2 separate regions of the Mus musculus genome follow, and region 2 is linked to region 1. The links are chromatin loops, found by intact Hi-C in ENCODE. Cell type or tissue: left cerebral cortex. All regions are shown on one strand. Links, peaks and the distances in the headings refer to the core of each region. The heading gives the core; the rest is flanking DNA.

Region 1 (2,906 bases), core at 191-2,690:
GTTTGAAACGTTTGAAACGCTTTTCTAAACCAAGACCTGTAAGACTTGAGGGCTGAAGAGACTGAGAAACGTCTGGTCCAGCCTCCGCTGCAGAAGGTGGTGTCTAAGTCATTCAGTCAGATGAGCAACCTTTCTGTTTTGCAGTACCAGAGAGGAAAATAAAATCACTCTGCTGGTGAGGATGCTCCCCCTGGGACCTGGAAGTCTTTTTCATCACCTGCCTGTGAACATTGAGTTTCTGAGATTCCGGTCCTAGACAAGACAATTACCCTGTCTCTGTACTCCAAGGAACCAAGAATTTGCTGACTCAGGGCCTTGTGAGTTTCTCAGGGTGGGGTTGAGTGGGGTGGGGAACGGAAGGAGTAAGGGAAGACCCCCACAGGGTTTGGCATTCCTAAGCCGCAGGGCTAAGTGAATGATGAAGGCAGGGTTAGGAGCCTGGGTGTAAAGTACGGGCCACAAATATGCAAGGGAGTGGCTTCAAGGTTGAAGAACTGACTTGGTTAGCATCAGATCATCTTGAAGATGATTAAACAGGTCCCTAGTGAGGTCGGGCCTTTGAGTAAGATCTCATACTTGGTAAATTGTAGAGCAGGAACTTGAATCCACCTGCAAGCACAGCTGTCAGGTTGCCATTGTGATCTTTAAATACAACCAGATCTTAAAATTCTGGCGGACATATGCAGAGCCTCAAAGGATGCTGTGCACAGGGGACTCCCTGGAACTGGGGGTGCTGATCCATCTCATTTGGGGAAACCCGACAGCACGAGCTTTTAACAACTAAGAATAATTGTCTATGTGTGCGTGCTTCACGTGGAAGCCGGAGGGTCACTTCAGGTATCATTCCATTCCTCTTCTACCTTATTTGAGACAGAGAGTCTTCACTGTTTGCCACTCTGGACCCCGAGATAGCTGGCGCCCACGTTTCAGAGGAGTCTCGTGTCTCTTCCATCTCAATGAGATTGCTGATTGTGCGTTACAGGTTCTGGGTTTTGAACTCAGGTCCTCACACTCGGGCAGTGAGTGCTTTCCCCCACTGCATTTCTAGCATGCACCCAGGTGATGGGGCTGACCCGCTGACCACGTTCTAATGGGCACAACTCCTGCTTTTATACTCATGGTTGTGAGGCACAAACTCGTTCTCCCGTGAATGCCTTATGGCCATACTAATGCATTCACTCCAAATCCTCTCACCTCTCGCTGGAGATTTCTCGCGAGGGAGAGCTGGAAGAGCCCCCATGGTTTAATCTGAGCTAAGGAAGCCAGAGAGCTTGGGATCGAGTTTCTCAGGTCCTGCTGGTGTCCTCCTGGTCACCAGCAGGGGGCGCACGCTGGGCAGAGACCAGAGGAGGAGTCCTCCGCCATTCGCAGGAAAGCTAGACTGGGCTCCGCTGGGAAGCACCGATTGCCTGCCTAATGGGGTGCGTTTCCAAATTTAGATGACGACCAAACTAGTGGCTCAATTCGATCCTAGTTCCACATTTAACAGGTGCGTGAGCTTGGGTAAGCGCTGGAGTTCTTTGAGTTTCAGTTTAATCATCTATAAAATAGCATGGATAATCGTTTCCACTTCCGTACTCCAGCCGCACTGGGACCCAAACCTGTGTGTAATCCTCCAGCTTTGCTTTGCTTACTTAAGTAGACAGCCAACATTCATGTACCAACGCCTCACCAGCAAGGCACACCCTTAGAAGCCACTGAAGGGGAAAGCAGAGAGAAGGAACAGGTTCTCGAATGGGAGGGTATTTCCTTTACCATCCATGAGAAATAACATAACAATGAGCCCTGTAGGCAATGGTCCCTGGCACCCCCAAACAACAAACAAAACGATACTCTGTAAAAACAGTATCAGCATCCCAATGGTTTAGGCTCCGAATGGTCTCCTCCTGACTGCTTATTATAGACTCATTAGAGCACTTTTTACAACAGCTGATCAAAATAAAATAATCTCAACTGGATGATTATGCAAAACTAGCGGCTGGCGAGGCGCACTTAAATCCCTCGGGGACAGGGAGCTCACAGAGCAGTCGAACACTCCGATCTGTCTGTCGCCAGGTTTAGGCTACGGTGCTCTCAATTAGAAAATTAACACCGCAGGCTCTGACAGCCTCCCGGAATGCAGCTCAGCTAAACCTTGAGTATCGGCGGCGGACAAAGTAAACTGCCAGGAGAGCTGGGCAGCAGCCAGGTCGGGGATAGGGGGGTGTGGGGGAGGGGGAGGCGGGGAGCTGGAGCAGAGCGAACTGGGAAGTCCAAGGAAGCCTTGAAGCAAGTAATGACACAGGCAATCGATTTGCTAAGAGCAGCAGAAGTCCTTTGTAGAGTGATGTAAATTGGAAGCCACTGGGATTGGGGTCTGTGTGAACAGGGAACAGAAACCCTACTAAGCCCTGCGAGGATCTGTAGTCTCTATTTGAAATAGAGATAGCTTCTTAGGCCCATAACACCAAGTTAGCTCTGTGGTTGGCACAGACACTCCTGGTCCACGCTGAGCCCCAAAGTTGGGAGAAGACAGGCCCAAGAATCCAGGTGCAGAGGAGGAAAGACCCTAACCCTGATTTCATTGGAAGACAGGCAAGGGCTGGGTGAAGGGACCCAATCAGAAGCCCGTAGTCCCCACCCCTCCCACCCCCTGGGAGGTTTATGCATGTGGAGTTTGCTGGGCAGGGCAATGGAGGTGTGTGTGTGTCCCATTCTAAACTGGGTTCAGAGAGTCAGTACGAGTGACTAGGCTCTTGTCTGCTGGTGACAATTACCTCCATGGTATGTGAGGTCACAGCCAGCAGTGCTGTGTTTGAATCCCCCTGCTGCTGCTAACTGGGCATTCTGGACAAGTTTTGGTTTTCTTGTCCTCAGTTTCTGCAATTCAGGACACAGCCATCCAGGGCTGACAGTGGTGTTAAGGT
Region 2 (2,906 bases), core at 299-2,798, 200 kb after region 1:
CACAGCGCCAGTTGAAACCACAGGATCACGGCCAAGAGTCTCTGGGGGGACTGAGGCTGCTGTTGCTGCAGCTGCTGCTCTAGAAATCCATCTCCATTGCTCGGGTTCATTCCATGATACATCTTTCATCCACAGAGGGCATCCAGCTTGCGAGAGTCTGCAACCAGGAGCGGAACACGACAATACCCCGGGGTTGCCCGGGCTCTGGGGCCAAGCTCTCCCTCCTCCACCCTGGGGGCCCGGTGCCTGGGCTTTGCGGGCTCCATCCCATCCCATCCCTGTTCGCCCCTGCGCAGCCCCCGCCCCCTTTCCCACAGCGAGATCCTCCCTGCCACCCCCCATGCAGGGTCCAGAGAGTAGCAGCCACCATGGGATACTGCGCGTGCGGGAGGGATGGAGGAGGGGAGAGAGGACAGGGGTTAGTGCACACTGGCTCTGTGCTGGTCCCCGGGATTCAGCGGCTCTGATCATGACAGGAAAGTCTAAAGCCTTATAGCATCAAGCGGCTGAGAAAACACTTTTCCCCGGGCCTGTACATTTCACTCTGAGGAATCTCACAATGTGCCCCCTGCTGCCCCTGGATACTTCTCTGCTTTTCCAAGGATTGGGAGGCTCCTATTGCCCCAGTCCCTTATGAAATCTGAGCTGTTATTTTTATTTTAAAAATTCCTCCCTTAGGGGAGCTGAGCCAGGAGCCAACTCGCCCAGCCCGGCCTGCGCACGCCTCCCCGGGGCAGGCAAGCCCCTTCCGGGCTCCGGCTCTTACCTGTGGGTCTCATGCATGCAGCTTCCTTCCCTCCTCCGCCTCCTCCCCCCGCCAGTCTAACCCGCATCTGTGCGCGACCTCTGCTGCCGCCTCTGCGCGAGCAAGCAAGCGAGCGAGCGAGCAAGACAGAGGAGCGAGCGAGCGAGCGAGACGGAAGCCTCGGCGGCTGCCGGGCTACACCGCCCCCGCCCGTCCCGCCGCGCGCTCCCTCCCCGGGCTCCCCCGAGTGGCCGGGGGCGGGGGTGACGAGGGCCACGGCTGCCGGGCTGCGCGCGCCCGCTACCTGAGCTCGGGAGCGCGCGGCGGCGGCGCGGAGAGGGGGAGGAAGGGACGAGGCCCGGGCGCGCGCGGGAAGGGCAGGGGCGCGCGGGCCTGCACGCGCCTCGGCGGGTCCCAGCCAGCGCCGGTAGCAGGGGTAAGGGGATGGCGTGGGCGGAGGAGGACGCCGTGGCCAATGGGAAGCCGGCGCGCCTGCACCTGTCGGGCACGAGTCGCCAGGCGGCGGCACACACGCACACGCATTCACACACGCGCATACGCGTATGCACGCACACATACCCAGGCACACGCACGCGCACACACCGCAGGTCTGCGCCGCGATCCTTCACCAGTGGCCTCTGGAGCCCTTAGCCCCGTGTGTGCCACCAGAGGCTGTGACCTCGAAGGTGGAGGTGGACAGGATGATCCCACCCAGGACCATCACCGATGACAGGGTTAACTTGAATGGGGCGGTGTAAGCACAACCCTTGCTGCTAAAACCTCAAGTTCTTGGTGACCCCGAACATCTCCACGGGTGTGAGCTTCCCCTAGAGCCCAGTGGACAGCCCGAGGAGGCTGGGTCTCTGTCTCCCGTCCCTTGCACCGTCGGCATTTTCCCTCTTGGCTGCCTTGGAGATAGACGCAAGCATCTCTCGGAGCTTTCTCTTGAGAGGCTCTCCCTCAGGGAGACAAGTGACCGGGCAGTGAGATGATGGGTGCCAATGCGGGAAAGCTGGATATCACCGGAAGCTTATTTCCTTTGGGTAAGAACCCGAAAGGATCAGGGGTCCCCAGGAAAGAACGTTCCCCTGGTCAGCGGTCCCTTCCTGGTGTCTTAAGTTCAGCCTGCTGCTAGCTCTGTTCTCCCAACCTTTGCTGTTCCCCAGCAAGCTAGACCTCCCTCTGAGGTCTGGGCCGGCTCCTAGGGTACTTGTGTGAGCCTTGGTGATTAAGGGGTGTGCCTTAATGAGGTAGGGCCGGCAGGCAGTATTTTTGAACCACTGGATCCCCATTATTCTGTAGCAATTTGTGGATATGAAAAACCATGTTTCTGATACAGCCACCAAATCATCTCGTCCTTCTATCGACTTTCCCAAAATCTCACATACTGAAGGTAGTTTGGAAATTACAGCTTTTACCGTGTTGGCTTTTACTGCGAGTAATTTTAACAAATTCTTGCAGGAGAAATTAGCTTTTAGTAGATAAATCTAGTTCAATGTTGTTGATTTTTTTTTTCGATTTGTAAAATTGAGATGTCAGCTTTGCACGGAGTAAGTTGAACAGTTTTGGTTATCACAAATGCATTTCTGCTAAAGCCTGAACTCTGAAGCCCAAAGCATTACTTGGGCATTTTTCTGTGTTTCCAAGGTCCTAAGATTGTTCGCTGCAAATTGAATATTTATTCTAGCTTATTCTCAATAAAATATCTACCGTTTTAAAAATAGCTGTCAGATCCACAGGGCATAAAACTATTTGTTGACCATGCAACAAATGTATCTGAAGTCTGCCGCTTAGCTGCAACAATCGGCTTATAAGACTACCAGGGCCAACAGGACCATCCAAGTTCATCTGTCCCAAGCCTGGGATCTGCGCTTAAGTCTCCTTTCTGACACAGTGCTAGCCAGCTGGAGCTACAGCTCAGCAGTAGGCCACTTGCCTAGCTCTTGTGTGAGGCTCGGGGCTCCACCCTTAGTACCACAAGAATTAAATTATTTGTGAACAAGGTCACGTAGCCTCATCCAGTACCTGAGGAAGCCTGTTGTAGTTGCTGGTTGCACTCAGAAATGCCTTCCTCGGGTGGGACTGCTCTGCTTTGGGTTTGTTTGTTTTTTCTGTTATTGTGCTAAGACACTGACCAAAAACAACTTGGGGAGGGGAAGAC

What was found. A loop is a pair of places that touch in the nucleus more often than their neighbours do. Peaks named below come from ENCODE experiments on the same cell type or tissue, not always from the same donor. Only the 100,000 strongest peaks of a DNase experiment are listed, where the experiment ranks them.
Region 2: it touches region 1 in a loop (4-fold over the local background); 1 of 42 quality-filtered maps calls a loop at or near these places.

Annotation. Positions count from the first base shown.
Region 1 is chr1:182,958,727-182,961,632 of GRCm38, reverse strand. All of the region lies in intron 1 of Tlr5 (toll-like receptor 5), which reads right to left. Among named protein-coding and RNA genes, the nearest start is that of Tlr5, 5.4 kb to the right of the region's middle. In left cerebral cortex, for the core only: a CTCF peak has its summit at 1,320 (motif pointing right); a DNase peak (open chromatin) is centred at 1,375; H3K4me3 peaks cover 886 bases; H3K27ac peaks cover 499 bases.
Region 2 is chr1:182,762,257-182,765,162 of GRCm38, reverse strand. Susd4 (sushi domain containing 4) reads right to left here and starts at 947. Exons shown (of 9, transcript NM_001356461.1): 1 at 767-947; 2 at 1-157. The coding sequence starts at 122. In left cerebral cortex, for the core only: a CTCF peak has its summit at 1,278; DNase peaks (open chromatin) are centred at 483, 1,204 and 1,581; H3K4me3 peaks cover 1,841 bases; H3K27ac peaks cover 1,665 bases.